Regions from separate parts of the Mus musculus genome. Here region 1 is linked to region 2. A link is a loop called in an ENCODE intact Hi-C map of the cell type or tissue named here. Cell type or tissue: heart. All regions are shown on one strand. Each heading gives the region's core, and the rest is flanking DNA. Links, peaks and the distances in the headings are about the cores only.

What was found. Hi-C counts contacts between places; a loop is a spot of excess contacts. Peaks named below come from ENCODE experiments on the same cell type or tissue, not always from the same donor. Only the 100,000 strongest peaks of a DNase experiment are listed, where the experiment ranks them.
Region 1: a loop joins it to region 2, with 1.9 times the contacts of the local background. A loop is called at or near these places in 1 of 42 quality-filtered maps.

Annotation. Positions count from the first base shown.
Region 1 is chr16:38,607,726-38,616,057 of GRCm38, forward strand. It overlaps Arhgap31 (Rho GTPase activating protein 31), which reads right to left. Exons shown (of 12, transcript NM_020260.2): 9 at 3,032-3,094; 10 at 1,178-1,726. Gm36482 (a long non-coding RNA gene) reads left to right here and starts at 7,250. Exons shown (of 6, transcript XR_003951954.1): 1 at 7,250-8,237. In heart, for the core only: a CTCF peak has its summit at 3,523 (motif pointing left); no DNase peak of the experiment used is centred there.
Region 2 is chr16:38,558,384-38,566,715 of GRCm38, forward strand. It overlaps Tmem39a (transmembrane protein 39a), which reads left to right and starts at 4,431. Exons shown (of 9, transcript NM_026407.3): 1 at 4,431-4,747; 2 at 5,732-5,918. The coding sequence starts at 5,806. In heart, for the core only: no CTCF peak of the experiment used is centred there; a DNase peak (open chromatin) is centred at 4,428; H3K4me3 peaks cover 2,160 bases; H3K27ac peaks cover 1,404 bases; H3K27me3 peaks cover 1,382 bases.

The DNA.
Region 1 (8,332 bases), core at 310-8,309, 50 kb after region 2:
AGGTCATACCCAATAACAGAGGAGGCACTGAAAAGCATTGATGTTAATTGAGATAGAAGCATCCTGTTGGTTTGACTAACAGTAAGCCTTTCTGTTGGGGTTCTCCATATTCCATTGTAGGGGGATTAAGTTAGACTGTTGATCAAAAGAGTCTTGTAGTCCAGGCATTTGGGAGGCTGAGGCAGTGGGATCCTTGCTTGGAGACCAGCCTGGCTACAAGAGGAGAAGCCTGGATTAACAACAGAAACTCTTGCTCACTCTGGACACAGCAGAGACTCTGTGAGCCTTGGTGTGTGACCCAAGCAGATCTAATCTGGCTCACTCTGTGATGGTCAAACCTAACGAAGGACTTCCTCATGGCTGGGTTTGCTAGCTCTGTTCTTTGCAGAGGTAGAAACGAGGAGGGATGGATGAATAATAAATACACCCAGAAACACAGCTTTCTCAATTCCAGCTCTCTGACTCTGCACCCCATGACCTTCTCACAGTATGTGGTGGTTTAAATAGGAATGGCCCCGTAGACTCATGTGTGTGAGCACTTGGCCCATGGGAAGGGGCAGTATTAAGGTGTGTGTCCTTCTTGAAGTAGGTGTGGGCTTGTTGGAAGAAGTATGTTACTGTGTAGGTCGACTTTGAGTTCTCAAGCTAGGCCTAGCCTGGCAGTCTTCCTTCTGCTGCCTGTGGATCAGGATGCAGAGCTCTCAGCTCCTTCTCCAGCACCATGTCTGCCTGCATGCTGTCATGGTGATAATGGACTAAACCTCTGAAACTGTGAGCCAGCTCAGTTAAATGTTTCCCTTTTTCAGAAGAGTTGCTGTGGTCACAGTGTCTCTTCACAGCAATAGAAACCCTAAGACACTGTGTGTGCTAACGAAACAGTAACATTTAATGAGTACTTATACTGGACACCGCTCTGAGATCTTTGCATGTATTAACCAAATGTTGACACAAGTTTACAAATAAGGCATGGTTATGGACATCAGATTTTATAAATTAAGAAGCTGCAGCCCAGGTTATTAACTCGGTGAAAATCTACAACAGAGCAAGGTTTGCAACAGCTATTCTGGCCCTGGAGCCCACCATCCCTACCACTTCACCACATTGCCCTGCAAACGGTATTTAAGTCCAGTCAAGCCTCGTGTTTTGTAACGGAAGGAGAGCCTTCTGCCCCTATTACCTGGAAAAGACTCAGCCCCCAGGGGCTTCTCTTCTTCTGGCCATCCTCCACTCTCTGAACCTTGGAAAGAAAACTCTTCGAGGCTGGAGAGAGACTGTAGCTCTTTGGGGGGTGTCCTGCACGGGGTGCTGTTGGTACTGATGACGGCGGACACGCGGAGTGGCACAGACACGGCGAAGGGCTCGGAGATGTTGAGCGCCTTTCGCTGGTGGCGGGGTGAGGGTTCCATCTGGAACAGGCTGCTTGTGAAGACAGATTTGCCAGGACTGTCGCTGGAGGTGTAGAACATCCCGAGAAGCTTTGGGGCGGACTGCTCGCTCTCAGGGTCTCCGATGGGGCGGAACACCTTCAGCTGCTCAGGCAGTGGCCGGATCTGACCGCCCACCTCGCAGCCCCCCTCAGCCCCTGCGGGCATCCCCTCCTGACCCCATTCACCCTCCTTGCTGAGGTCACAGGAGCTTCCGGTGCTGCTCGCGTGCATTTTTGTGGCTGGAATGAAAAATCCCCCAGTGGTGACTGTTCGACTGAAATTTCCTTTGTTTTCTTTCCCTGGTGAAGAAGAGCAAGCTGTGGTTAGTAGCCTGTGCGTGCACAGATGGCGGAGCCTCTTTCCCAGAAACTTGTACCTGGACCTGATGGTTGTTTAACAAAATGTGGAAGAGATACTAGCAATTGCCCACCAAGGCTAGAGCTTCTAGGACAAATGTACATCTTTGTTGTTTGGCAACTCACATGTAATCTATTCCAACAGGGACTACTTAGTGGATACCCAATTAATGCTGGTTGGTTTTTGACATAAAGTAGACACATTTGGGGGAGGGAACCTCTATTGAGAAAATGCCTCCATCAAACTGCCTAGAGGCAAGCCTGTGGGGCAAAAATCTTAATTTAGTGATTGATGTGGGAGAGACCAGCTCACTATGGGTGCTGCTACTATGGGCAGGTGGTCTTGGGCTGCATAAGGAAGAAGGCTGAGCAAGCAAGCCACAAGGAGCAAGCTAGTGAGCAGCACCCCTCCATAGCCTCGGCCTCCAGGGTCCTGCCCTGACTTTCCTGAGAAAGTTGTAAGATAAACCATTCCCTCCCCACGTTGCTTTTAGTCATGGTGTTTTATCACAGACATCAGTCGAGGTTTACTGGTGTGAACAAGCCTATCAGTTCAAAATGATGACAGATGCACTGTGAGCTCACAGCCAGGACACTCACAGATTCCAGATACATCATCATCCTGGCATAAACCAGAGTTTGCCTCCTTCTGCCCAGGTTCCCTCTGTCTTAGGTTTTTAGCTTGCTGACCTTGAATGTGGTCCAATTTTAAGAGAAAAGTCTCTGTGGCTAAAGGAAGACTGAAAAAAGGAAGAGGTTCTAGATTTTTGCTTTGGGATGAGCCAGGGAGGGTAAGCAGCTGGGGAATAGTTGTAGAATCTCACTGTGATGGTTTGAAAGAAAATTGCCTCCCCCACCCCCATTAGCTCATGTATTTACATGCTTGGTTCCTAATTGGTGGAACTGTTTGGGAAGGATTAGGAGGTGTGTCCTTGTTGAAGGAGGTGGGTAACTAAGGGTGGGTTTTGAGGTTTCAAAAGCCCATAACAGGTCCAAGTCCAGTCTCTCTCTGTCTCTCTGTCTCTGTCTCTCTGTGTCTCTGTCTCTGTCTCTCTCTCCTGCCTGTCAATCAGGATGTAAAGCTCTCAGCAACTTCTCTAGTACCATGCCTGCCTGAGTGTCATCATGCTCTCCACCATGGTGCTAATGGACTATGTGAAACTGTAAACAAGTCCTTAATTAAATCCTTTCCTTTATAAGTGGCTTTGGTCATTGTATCACTTCATAGCAAACAGAGCAACAACTCACCTTCCACAGGCACCGAACACAGTGAGTCCATGCTTTTTGCTGGCCGGATAGTAGCCTTTTCCACTAAAGATAAGAGGAAAAAAAATATCCCTAATGAATGCAAATTAAGAAGAAGCATTCAGAACAAATAGGCTATAAGCATATGAGAAAAATTTCCAGAAAGCTTTTTCATGTAGTGATATATTATATCTTACAAAATTACCCTCAACTCCACTCTATGTATCTTTACTCTCCTAATGGGGACTGACCTTATGACAAGAGGGCAGAGACAGGTTTTATTAATATTTTACAAATAAAGGTAAATTGTAATTTTGTCAAATGAGAAGTCTTGAATCCAGTTTAACTGCACAAAAAGTGTTCAAGGAGTTAGAACAATAGCTTAGTCGTTAAGAGCTCTGCTCTTCCAAAAGACTTTGGATTTGATTCTCAGCACTCATATGGGATCTCATAACTGTCTGTAACTCCAGCCCAAAGAGATCTCATGCCCTCTTCTGGCGTCCCAGGGCACTGCATGAACGTGCATTCAGCAAACATCTGTACACACAAAGCAATAATATCGTAAAAATGATTTTTAAAAAGTACCAAGATGAGCTCATGGGGTAGATTCTATGGGACCTGGGAAACCTGTCTTATGTGGTAGATTAGAGAGCAGGATTGTGGGCTGCAACCATATCTAGCAGCACCAAGACCTTGGGACAACAAGGAAGAATGTCTCGGCTGTCACCGTCAGCTTTTCCCCAGGGGCTGTGCTCCAGGGAATTTGTAGACTGTTTGTCCCTCATGTGATTTCACCCACCAACATCACCAATAACCAGATCTCTACCAAACACAGACTATGTACCTGGTATACTTCATGTGTCATTGTAGGCTACCATAGATGGGGCTTGGGGGAAGTAAGTTTGAATGAGTTAAGAACCCAGTTCTTGAGTTTGATCCAAAGATGTCCACAGGATGGAAGCTTAGCTCTTTAGTACATCAGGGCTGGGAGGAGTTGGGCTCAAGGGGCAGAGACCTCACAAATAGCTTAATGACTTTCTTGATGGGATTGGAGAGCTACGGGAGAGTCTGCCCCCTCTTTCTCCATTCCCCCTTGAGTGTCTCCATTCTTCTTGCACCCCACACTGAAGCAGCACAAGAAGCTTACTAGAAGTCAAGGAGATGCCAGCATGGCCATGTTCTTAGACTGCCTGACCTGTAGAACGATGAACTACTGTTCTTCATACGTTACACAGCCTCGGGGACTCTCTTGCAGCAAAGGAAGCAGGATTGGGACAGATATTCTTTACAGGTCAAGGTCGATAGGAGGAACAAGAGAACTTGGAAGCTAAGAAGGAGTAGAAGACTTACACTGTTAAAGTAAAATCTGAATTTAGATCCAGGTTTGAGTCTCACTCTCTTCTGGCAGTTTGTGGCTGTGTAGCTTCAGATGTGCAGCCTTTCTTCCTTCTCTCTGTCTCTGTCTGTCTCTCTGTCTCTGTCTGTCTCTGTCTCGTGTGTGTGTGTGTGTGTGTGTGTGTGTGTGTGTGTTTGAGACAGGGCTTTTCTGTGTAGCTCTGTAGACCAGCCTGGCCTCGAACTCAGAGATCTGCCTACCTGTGCCTTCTGAGTGATGGGATTAAAGGCATGCACTACCACGCCCATTGGGTTATACCTTTTTCACGGATAAAAGACAATAGAGTTGTTAAGATTAAATGAGAAATGACTATGAAGTAATTGTGTTGTTCTAAATTGGAATAAATACTCAAAGTAAAAACCTAGAATAAATGCTAAGTAAAAATAGCACATAGTAGGTTCCAGACCAGCTAGGGGCTACACGGTGAGGACCTGTCTCACAAAACAAAACAAACCAAAACAACACATACTGCTTATGACATTTAGGATTAGCTAGAGCCTACTGCAGGGAAAGAAAGGAGCTTGTTCGACAAGAAGCAGTCAGAGTTGGCACTAACTCAAATTGGGTAATAACTCATGCCTGTTTTCATTCCCCTTTAAAAAATCCCCCCTTTTTCTTCCCTTAGTCTAAACTCTTCATTTCTAAGAGGTTTGGACTTAGACCCTTAGTCTCCTGAGCTCGGGGATTCTCTGTGACTCACACGGGAGGAGGATCGACCATGGCCTCCCTCAAGCCCAACCAAGAAAGACACAGAGTACCTCCAACCTCCTCGCTCTCAATAGCATGCCAAGAGTCTTACCCTCTGGGAGCTGATGTTTGTACAGGATCATAAACTGATTTATTATTCCAAAGCTGCCTCAGGGGCTAGGGGAAGGGGAAAAAAAGCTGCCTGGCTGTTGTCCCTCCATCTGGATATTCTGAGACGTGCTTTGTCTTTGTTTCCTATGTCTCTCCATCTCTGGCCTCCATGTGTTGACCTTAAGGGGCAGGGTCCAAGTAATTTCATAATAATCCTGAGTCAGCCCCTTCTATCCACTCAAACTCCAAGGCTTTCATCAATAGCTCCCAAGCATCCCAAGGTATCTTCTCTCTGCAGTAACTAAATGCTTTGGATCTGTTAGCTCAAGATTATACTTTGAGGATATTTTTGCCTGAGGTGTTGATCTGGCCTCCTGGAGGTGCCCCCCATAAGTCCTACTGTTTTAAAAAATAAAATCTTGTGTAAAGCAGGCTGTCTCTGAACTCACTATGTAGCCGAGGATGGCCTTAAGATCCAATTCTCCAGTCTCCACCTCTTAAGTGCTGAGATTCCAGGCATGTTTGTGCAGTACCGGGGCATTGAACCTTGGGACTCCTGCATACCAGATAAGAACTCTACTGAGCTTCGTCCTCAACTCTCATCTGAGAGTCTTCTGGGAACCTCTGTGCTCTTGGTTCAGTCTGATGACTCCTTCACTCAAAGGTAACGCCTCTACCCTCATGGCTTCTTCTGCTCAGGAGTTTATTTTGATATAAAACAAACTTAAATTGAAACCAGTGTCTGGAATTTGGTTCAAAGTTTATGCATCTGTGTTCAGTGACTACCTCATTTTTTTCCCTTACCCCCTCTGATTTGTTGAGCTTTCTAAATGTGCTTAAACACGTCTTTCTCTCTGCTGCCAACCAATAAACTCCTGATACGATTCACTGCTAATCAATTTTTAAAATGCCCCAAGGGAGGTTGGGAAATGGTTCAATAGATAAAGTGCTTGCTCTGCAACATGACAGCCTGAGTTTGGATTCCCAGCATCCACAGAAAAGCCAAGACTAGCAGCATGCATCTGCAATCCTAGTGGCAGGGAGGTTGAGACAGATTGCATGTGTGCTGCGTGTGTGTGCGTGTGTGCGTGCGCATGTGCGCACGTGCGCACGTGCGGAGTATGTGCATGTGTGTCTATTGAGGGGTGGGAGTTTCTGGTCATTCAGTCTAGCCAAAATTATTTCGTCAGCAACCATGTCTCAAACAGAACAAAGTGAAGGGCAATAGAAAAAGACACCTGGCATTAACTTCTTGCCTCTACATGTGTGGGCACGTGTACTTGCACACATATGTGTGCACACCCAAACATACTCTACATGCACATACAAAATTTTAATGTGCCCCTTGTCATGTAGATTTTAACATATTGTTTCCATATGTGAGTTCACTGACTCTCCCTTTATTATTCACACACACAGAACTATTGCAAACCTATGTGCTTCCTCCAAAGACCACACTGGAAAGTTACATTAAAGGCTTCCATGGGGGCTGGTGAGATGGCTCAGTGGGTAAGAGCACCCGACTGCTCTTCCGAAGGTCCAGAGTTCAAATCCCAGCAACCACATGGTGGCTCACAACCATCTGTAACAAGATCTGACGCCCTCTTCTGGAGTGTCTGAGGACAGCTACAGTGTACTTACATATAATAAATAAATAAATCTTTAAAAAAAAAAAAAAAAAAAAAAAAAAAAAAAAAGGCTTCCATGGCCTATCTTTGAGTACAGATTTTGTTAGAATTGTGCCCATTAGCCATACTTCAGTTTTAGTTTCTAGAGTTCTGAGCAATGCTGCTTTGCCTAAAGCAGTTACTCTAGCTACAACCACTCAGGCAACAGTCACTCAGGCAACAGTCACACTGGTAGCAGTCACTCAGGAAACAGACACTCTGGCCATAATAACTCTAGCCACAGCCATCTAGGCAACAGTCACTCTAAGCAACAGCCACACAGGCAACAGTCACTCTGGCAACAGCCACTGAAGCAACAGGCACTCAGGCAACAGTCACCAGGCAACAGCCACTCAGGCAACAGTCACCAGGCAACAGCCACTGAAGCAACAGCCACTCAGGCAACAGTCACTCAGGCAACAGTCACACTGGTAATAGTCACTCAGGCAACAGCCACCAGGTAACAGCCACTCAGGCAACAGTCACAATGGCAATAGCCACTTAGGCAACAGCCACTGAAGCAACAGGCACTCAGGCAACAGCCACCAGGCAACAGCCACTCAGGCAACAGTCACACTGGCAATAGCCACTTAGGCAACATCCACTCAGGCAACAGTCACTCAGGCAACAGCCACTCAGGCAACAGTCACTCTGGCAACAGCCACTGAAGCAACAGGCACTCAGGCAACAGCCACCAGGCAACAGCCACTCAGGCAACAGTCACACTGGCAATAGCCACTTAGGCAACATCCACTCAGGCAACATCCACTCAGGCAACAGCCACTCAGGCAACAGTCACTCTGGCAACAGCCACTGAAGCAACAGGCACTCAGGCAACAGCTACTCTAAGCAACAGGCACTCAGGCAACAGCCACCAGGCAACAGTCACTCAGGCAACAGTCACACTGGCAATAGCCACTCAGGCAACAGCCACTCTAAGCAACAGTCACTCAGGCAACAGCCACTCAGGCAACAGTGACTCGGGTAACAGACACTCGGGCAACAGTCACTCTAGGCACAGTCACGGTCTCCAGGAGCCATGTGTATTGACATCAGAGGGTCTCTCATTTTTACCCCTACATCCCACCATGACTTGGATGGCTTGGTTTTATTTCCAAGTCAGTAGGTTCTAAGAGCTTAACCGAGTGGCTTTCAACCTTGGCTGGGTGGCAGAACTGTGTAGGGAGCCTTTTAAAAACCCTTGCCACAGACTGGAGAAACTGCGGTGGCTGTGAGCCACTTTCTAGGTGACTCTGAGACACACTGCTCTGTCAGAAGACACCCCACGACCACAGCCACAGTTCGGTCCAGCACCTTGGATTTGAGCCTTTTGAAAAATCACCTGGGGGTAAGTGAACCCTTCCTAATTCGATAGCATAGCCTGGCATTTATTGCAACTTTGTTCATTCACTTTGTTCTCTCTCCTGGGTTTTGTCTTTTTTA
Region 2 (8,332 bases), core at 18-8,017:
AGTTCAAGGTCAGCCTGGGACACAGCAAGTACAGGGTATCCCAGGCCAGACTAGGTGTAGTAGAAATGGTAATTTCAGGACCTGGTCCCACCCTGCTACCTTATTAGCATCTGTGCTTAACGGAGACGGGCTGGACTCTGAATTCTTTTGCAAGGTTAAAAGTAAAGGTGTTTGCTATTTAAGGGGCAAGGGTCACAAGATTTGGATTCATAGGATAATCAAAATGTAAATGACTGAATTGACAGTAAAATAAAAGACTGGTCTTATGATCCAGAGAATTTTTTAGATTTAGCTTAGACCCAGGATTTGACCAAAGAGTCTTTTGTTTCTCCACTCCTTCCTCAGAACACCTCTCCAATCTAAGGCTGGACTTGGGCAGGTAAGACAGAATGGTGGGCAATGAATAGTCACTTAAAGGGGCTAGAGTTGTCTGCTTAGCAGAATCTTTAACCTATGTGTGGCTTAAGCCAAGAAAGGAAGGAGGGAAGGAGGAAAATAAAGGCTATAAATATGTATCCTCAAGCTAGCCTCAAACTTGCTGCCTGTCCCAATAGGAGTTACTGGGGTTAATGACAGTGATTTTGATATTAGCCATTCTTTAATAGCAAGGTAAAGTTCCTCTTCCTTGCTTCTCTGTCATCAGAAATGGAAGATGAGGGAGTGGGGTGGAGATAGCAGATTTATTCGAGGCCAAACTTGAGAGAAATAGAGATCTGTTTCCGGCTCACGGCTCCACTTTCTAAGGCTCAGAGGGTGGAAGGACTTGTAGGAGGCAGGGGATTGCAGGGAGTTCCCAAGATGGGCTTTTTCTTTACATCACCATCTAGTTTTCTCCTTGAAAGTGGATGTAGAATTCAACTCCAGGAAGTCAGTACCTGCTATTTACTTATGTATTTTCCAGAGGCGGGAGGGGGTGTCTCAACAGCAGTTCCTTAGGCTTCGCACCTCAAATGGGGAGCTTGCTTGCTGTACCCTCGTGCCTTGCTTTGCATTTTCTTTTCAGATTGAAACAGTTCATGAAGGAAACCGAGGGTCATTTGCAGAGGCTCTCAAATGAAAAAGACGCCACTTAGGGTTGACTGGGGAGCCCCACACTAAGATATCCTAGTCAGTCACCTTCCATCCCAACCCCCTTCCTCCAACATAACCAGATTAATCATTTTTTAAGGCATGATTCCATCCTTTCGAACTTCAGGTTGGGTTGTTACACTCCCCTCCATTGCCTCCAGGGAGTATGTTGCCTTTGGGGCGAGGGGGATGGAGCTGGGGTTTCTGTACAGAAGTCCTTGACAGGTGTGTGTGTGTGTGTGTATGTGTGTGTGTGTCTGTGTGTGTCTGTGTGTGTCTGTGCGTGCGCGCACAAAAGCATGAATGAAAACTATGGGAAAGCAACTTTTCTGCAGAAAGGATTGGAGAGGGACAGAGAGTAAAGAAGAAAGGGCGTTGCTTGTCCCATCAAGGGATGGTTTCCGGTTTGCTTTGTTGCTAGGTCACTGTCAGACAAACCTCTGTTTTGGATTCTGGCTTAGTTTAGGTAGGTTGTTTTCAACATTGGTTTGGTTTCAGTTCTTGTGTTTCTTCTATAAAATGGGATTTTGGTGTGCTATCTATCGGTCAACATGTTTGTGGGTTTATTTACTTTATTTTGGTAGGATCTTCTGTAACCAAGGCAGTCTTGGAACTTCCTATCTCCACTTCCAATGGGCTGAGAGCACAGACGTCTGCTGCTACCCCTTGAAGTTTTTGTTCCTTTTTCTGTGCTGGGGAATATTAATTCTGAAGCTCACTTATGCTAAGCAAGCGCTCTATCCCTAAGCTCTATCTCCAACCTGGTTGTGACATTTAGATGAGATATATAGTCCAGGGGTGGGGGTGGCGGCTACAGTTTCTAATAGACGTTGACTAATCCTACAGCTGATACAAAGATAGACGCCTGGGGATGATCTCATGGGAATTCTCATTTTGATTTTTCTCCTTTGGCAGATTTTTTTTTCTAAAAATTTACTTCTTGCCGGGCATGGTGGCATACGCCTTTAATCCCAGCACTTGGAAGGCAGAGGCAGGCAGATTTCTGAGTTCGAGGCCAGCCTGGTCTACAAAGTGAGTTCCAGGACAGCCAGGGCTATACAGAGAAACCCTGTCTCGGAAAAAAAAAAACAAAAAAAACCAAAAAAACAAAAATTTACTTCTTAATTACCATAAAGGGTGTCCTTGTCACATTTTCACACCTACTTAGTTTTGGTTGTCCCCTTGTCCTGCTAACATCCAGCTAGTACAGTACCTTTCCTCCTTCACTTTCCTCCTTTTTAAAAAAACTGTAGCTGTCTTCAGATCCCATTACAAATGGTTGTGAGCCACCATGTGGTTGCTGGAATTTGAACTCAGGAACTCTGGAAGAGCAGTCAGTGCTTTTGACCACTGAGCCATCTCACCCGCCCTCACCTGCTGCTTCCTTAAAGCCTCATTTCTCATTCTCTGGGTCGAGTTCTAGTTCCCTGATTGGTATCCATACTCTTTTCTACACAAACACACAGGTATACAATTCAAGATGCACAATTGGGGAGAGGCTGTGTGTAAAGTGCTTGTGATGCAAACGTGAGGCCAGGAGTCCTCCAGGAGCTATGCCAAGTTGGATGTGGTAGTAGACATCTGATTCTAGCAGGCCTGTGGGAGGATGGGAGGCAGAGGCAGGAGACTCCCCAGAAGCTCAAAGGCCACATAGCCTGTCATACGAAACAACCAATAACAAGGAGAACTGTCTCAGACTAGGTGGAAAGTACCCAAGGTTGTCCTATGACCTCCACACTCTTGGCCTGGCATTCACATGCCCCCCCACCCCACCCCCCACACATAAACAATATGCATATGTGAGGGAACACGTGGCATTTCTCTTTTCAAACTTGTTGCCTTACTTGATATAATATTTTCCAGTTCTATCATCATTTTTCTTTAAAGCTTAGTAAAAACCATCGTGGGTTTTTTAATGATCCACCCATCTGAAGATGCACATGTAGACTGACTCAATTTCCTTGCTGTTGTGAATGAAACGGTAGTAAACATGGATGTGCAACTATCTTTGGGTGCATATGGTCAGGACTGGTACAGCCAGGTCCTGTCATTGTGATTTTTGTTTGTTTTCATTTTCAAACACCTCCATCATGAAGGCCACAGTGGTTACACCTTTCTATACTGACACCAACTGTGAGTAAGGATCCTTCTCCTCTCCATCCTAGCCAACATTTTGATTTATTTATATCTATTTATCTTTTTTCTTGATGATAGCAAATCTGACTGAGGTGAGATGGCATCTCAATGTAGTTATAATTTGCATCCCCCTGGCCTCCACCGGCACACCAGGCTTATTCTTCTTTATTTTACCTTTTTCTACTTTAAAGATTTATTTATTTTATATATGTGAGTGCACTGTAGCTGTCTTCAGACACACCAGATGAGGGCATCAAGTCCCATTACAGATGGTTGTGAGCCACCATGTGATTTCTGGGAATTGAACTCAGGACCATTCAGTGCTCTTTAACTGCTGAGCCAACTCTCCAGCCCTATCAGGCTTGCTTCATTTTGATATCAAACTACTGACAGTTCTGGGCAACATTGGGCTGCCTATCTTTTTTTTGGGGGGGGGGGTAGGGTGAAGGCTAGGGATTGAACTCAGCATGGTAAAGTAAGCTGTACAATTGAGACTCCATATCTTTTTATTTACCACGTACTGTCCTCGGAAAACAGCTTACTCATCTTTGGAGCTTCAGACCCTTTACAGTATTGGCACTAGTGCCATCCCTGGACCTCAGATGTAGTTTTGTTTCGTTTTTTTTTTTTTTTTTGACACAAGGTTTCTCTGTGTAGCCCTGGCTGTCCTGGAACTCACTCTGTAGACCATGCTGGCCTCGAACTCAGAAATCCACCTGCCTCTGCCTCCCAAGTGCTGGGATTAAAGGCGTGCGCCACCACTGCTCTGCTCAGATATACTTCTAACTGTGAATTTATTGTTCTTAACAGCATTACTGAAGCTTGTTGCTGCGTTCTCTTATTTATTAGACTTAACTTTTCTAGAACTCATTCTTTATTTCTATTATCTACCTAGTTCATTATTTAATATTCAGTCCCTGCAAGGGGCAGGCGTCCGACGTGCTTGTCACAGTCGTTTGCATATGAAAGACGTGATCTTAGGTGGCATCTCCGAATTTCCCTTCTCTTCTCCAAGCATTTCTCTAGACACTAGCTGACTGGAGCCAGGGAAAATTTGGGGAAAAAAACAACCAAAAACCAAACTAACCAACAAACAGAAAAACTCCGCCGGGCACGTATGGGCCGGAAAGCCCGGGCGCCGGAGAGTCCCACTGCGCAGGTGCGCCGGGAGGAGGGCGAGCCAGCTCTGCTGGCCGCAAGCCTGTTTCCGGGGGCCAGCGCGACGCAGAGCTGACGTCATCGCTGTGCGCTGCCACGTCTCCTCAGCTCCCGGGCGATGGAGGCTGAGGATGATGAGTCTTGGTGATGGGGTCGGACTGTGCTTCTGACTTTAGCTCTGGCTCTGGCACGGACTCCCGGTCTGGGTCTGGTAACCTAGCGACCCGAGAGCTTTCTTCGACTGTCCAGTGGGATCCTGCCTGCGTCCCGGCAGCTGTTTTTGGAGCGCTTTAGAGGAGGGAGTGAGTTTGGGTGCCCGGGGTCGCGGCTGTGAAGCCGCCGCCTCCTCCCAGGGATCCCTCTCCGTGGCCAGCCTGTCCCATGCGTGAGTTTTACTTAACCTGCTTTGTCATCTCGCCGGCCCTGGCGTGCTTCGGCTCTTTCGGCCGCCGGCCTGAGACCACTAGGTGATTCCGTCTTGGAGGTTTAGTCCAGTCAAGTTTGTGGTTTCTCGCCTTCCACCTCGAACAATCTTACGCTGATGCGCCCCAGCCTTTTGCCCTCACCGTACTTTCTCTTTAATTGAGCAGGGATCAGCTTTCTTTGCCTTTAACAGTTTGGAGTCTTTGTCCCACCTGGCGTTTGTTAGCCTACAGTGGACTAGGGAACCTCGGATCCCTCTACAGTAGTAATGTTAAGCAAAAAAAAAAATTTTTTTTTTCAGAGTATTTTTAGTCGTATTTAGGAAATACGTGGTATATGTTGGCAGAACCATGTTTGCCGAAATTGAGGAAAACATAATGTCGTCGTCCGCCCACCTCCCCCCTGAAGATCTCTTTAGCCCTTTAATTTTGCACGTTCATTTAATTTCTTAGCGGTTTTACAGAAGCTTTTCTGAAACGGGCAACCATTTGAGTGAAATGAAGAAACAAACTCTGGTTAAATGACTTGGTCAAGGTCAGAAACCTGCGGCAAATCTTAGTCAGATTCCTTGATAACAACCTCATATTTTGGACAGAGATATTTCCTGTATTTCAAGTGATTTTAATGTGAAATTGCAAATTAGAATCGAGTAAGTTGTGGTGTTTCTTGTAGAATGCCACCTTGTAGATTGTAGTCTTGTTTTATTTAAGAAAAAGTCAGCAAGACAAGACACCAGCCGGGAGTTGCCTTAATGCTGAATACAGCTGAGCTCAGAATTTAAACCTCTGACCTTACCCCAGATCCAAGCAGTATATAGGGACAGGAACATTTATTTGAAAATTCAATCTGGATTTTATAAGATCTGCTCACTGAGTTTTAACATTTGCTTGTTATACTGACTTCTAGAAAAAGTTACAATCTTTCTTTCTTTTTTAATATTATTCAGATTTGAAATAAGTTGACAGTCATCAGCCTGGGTGGCAACTTCAGGTGGCACTGGAAATTACCTGGTTCCTGGACATGCCCAGTAGAAGGCGGGGTCCCAGTCGGCAGCAGCTAAGCCGGTCAGCTTTACCTTCCATACAGACGTTGGTCGGCGGCGGCTGTGGCAATGGGACGGGCTTGAGGAACAGGTAAAGAACATATAATTCTATGCTTAACACTTGGCATGATTTGTAATAGCCTGTTATCAGTGAGACTAATACAAAATAATTCTATTCAAATGTTTGCTTATCAAACTTATCACTGAAGTAGGAATTCTGCCTTTGAAGACTGAAAACTTAGTGTTTCACTTTTCAGAGTTCTTTGCAGGTAGAATGATGTTACGCAGGGACCACAAAGTAGAAGTGTCCATTTCTCTTTTCTTTTCCTTCCTTTTCCTTTCCTTTTCTTTTTTTTAACATAAATTTTTTTTTTTTAGTTTTATTTATTTTTTTATGTGTACCGATGTTTTGCCTGCATGTATGTCTGTGTACCACTTGCATGCCTGATGCCTCTAGATGCCAAAAGAGGTTATTGGGGGTTTAGATGGTTCTGAGCCACCATGTACATTTTGGGAACCAAACCTTGGTCCCCTGCAAGAGCAGATAATGCTCTCAACCATGGGACCATCTCTATCCTCCAACTCCCTTAAAAAATGACCCATTGGGTTCACTTTGTCCCGTTCTTTTGCTTCTGGTTGTGGGGCCATCTACTAAAATGGGGTTGACCTACCAGGAGCCACACCCTTAAAGAAAACGGACCTATCCACCCCAGGGGGCCATGAACTGTTCATAGCTCCTCAGTTAGAGGTGGGGGCTCATAAGCCTTTTCCTCTTCTTTAGCCCCCAACATTGTTTTGTTTTTCGAGACAGGGGTTCTCTGTGTAGCCCTGGTTGTCCTGGAACTCACTCTATAGACCTGGCTAGCCTCGAACTCAGAAATCCACCTGCCTCTGCCTCCCATGTGCTGGGATTAAAGGTGTGCACCACCACTGCCTAGCTTAGCCCCCCCCCCCCACATTTATTATTAAAAGTTATTCTGGCAAAAGGTTGTTTGATTTAATAATAACTGTAAACTGTAACCTAAAAATGTTAAGAATTATGTCGGGTGTGGTGGTGCACCTTTAATCCCAGCACTTGGGAGGCAGAGGCAGGTGGATTTCTGAGTTCGAGGCCAGCCTGGTCTACAAAGTGAGTTCCAGGACTTCCAGGGCTACACAGAGAAACCCTGTCTCGAAAAACAAAAACAAAAACAAAAACAAAAACAAACAAAAAGAATTGTGCCATGTTATAGAGGATTCTAGAATTTGAGTTTTGTGTGTATGAGTGAGTGTGTGCACATATGAGTACATGTGCGTGTGTGCGCGTGCATGCATGAGTGCATATATGCGTAGGCCAGAGGACAAGCTGGACACAGGCTCTTAGTGGCAAGAGGGCCACCAGATAGGCTTGGATGGCTAGCTTTTGAGCTCCAGGGATCTAGCTGTGTCTTCTGTGCTGGGATTACACGGATATGTACCACTATGCCCAGTTTTCAGACCTTTGATTTTAGAACTTTGTATGGGAGCGCTGTATTTACATCACTACCACCCAACTCCCATGACCTCCCCAGCTTATGGTCTTTTAGTTACTGTTACATGTATATACATATCTGTGCATGTGTATATACAACCTACTGAGTCTGTTTAGTGTTGCTCATATATAAGTATTTAGAGCTGACCTCTCATCCTATGTAGGAGTTGGTTCTAGGAGGCAAGCAGTCTCCGTCTCAGCAGTCATTGATGACCTTAGCTCGTCACCTGTGGTTGAGACTGTGGAACCATTGTCCATGTTGGCGTGACAGCTGCTCTTGACACTCTGCTGGTCATGTTCTGGCAGCCATAACTCTTGAGGTTTCATAGGTGTGTTTTTTCCTATCCTGCCCAGGGTACAGTGTCTGCCAACAGGTATTCTGGAGACTCTTTCTGCCTGCTCTTCTGGTATTTTTTTCCCTGAGCCCTAGGTGTAGGGCTAGTGGTGTTGTTAGGATGAGTTATTTTTGCTGATCTTATTCAGGGTGAGTCTCTGGAGGCTTGATCATGCAGCAGTACAGAGATACTTTTACCTAGTCATGTGTTTGGTCAAGATTTTTGCCTGAATATTGTTTCTTCCCCTAAAAGAGTTTTTTCATGTCTTGATTTGGTTTCCAGAGTCAGTACCACTCCTGTCTTTCAGGCTCTCTTGATATATTTGAGAGTTTGTGTGGAGGTTCTAGCAGAGGAGTACAGTTACTCATTTATACTCGACCTAACACACTGGTCCTCTTCCACTTGTGGAAGGAAGGCCCTTCTTTTCATCTGAGTGCTTGGGAGCTGTGGGCGTAGAAGGGGCTGCCCATCTAGCCACCCAGATCAGCTGAGTCAGCTCTGTTGATTGATGTTTTGGATTCCTCTAATTTATTGTGTTTCAGGGCTGCCCCCTGGGCTTCTTCCTGATCTGCCCTAGGTAGCTTAGAAGGAAAAAGTGACCAGGAAATCCTGGTAGTTGGCAAGGCTTACTGGTCCTCTCAGTTAGACTAACTTCTAATG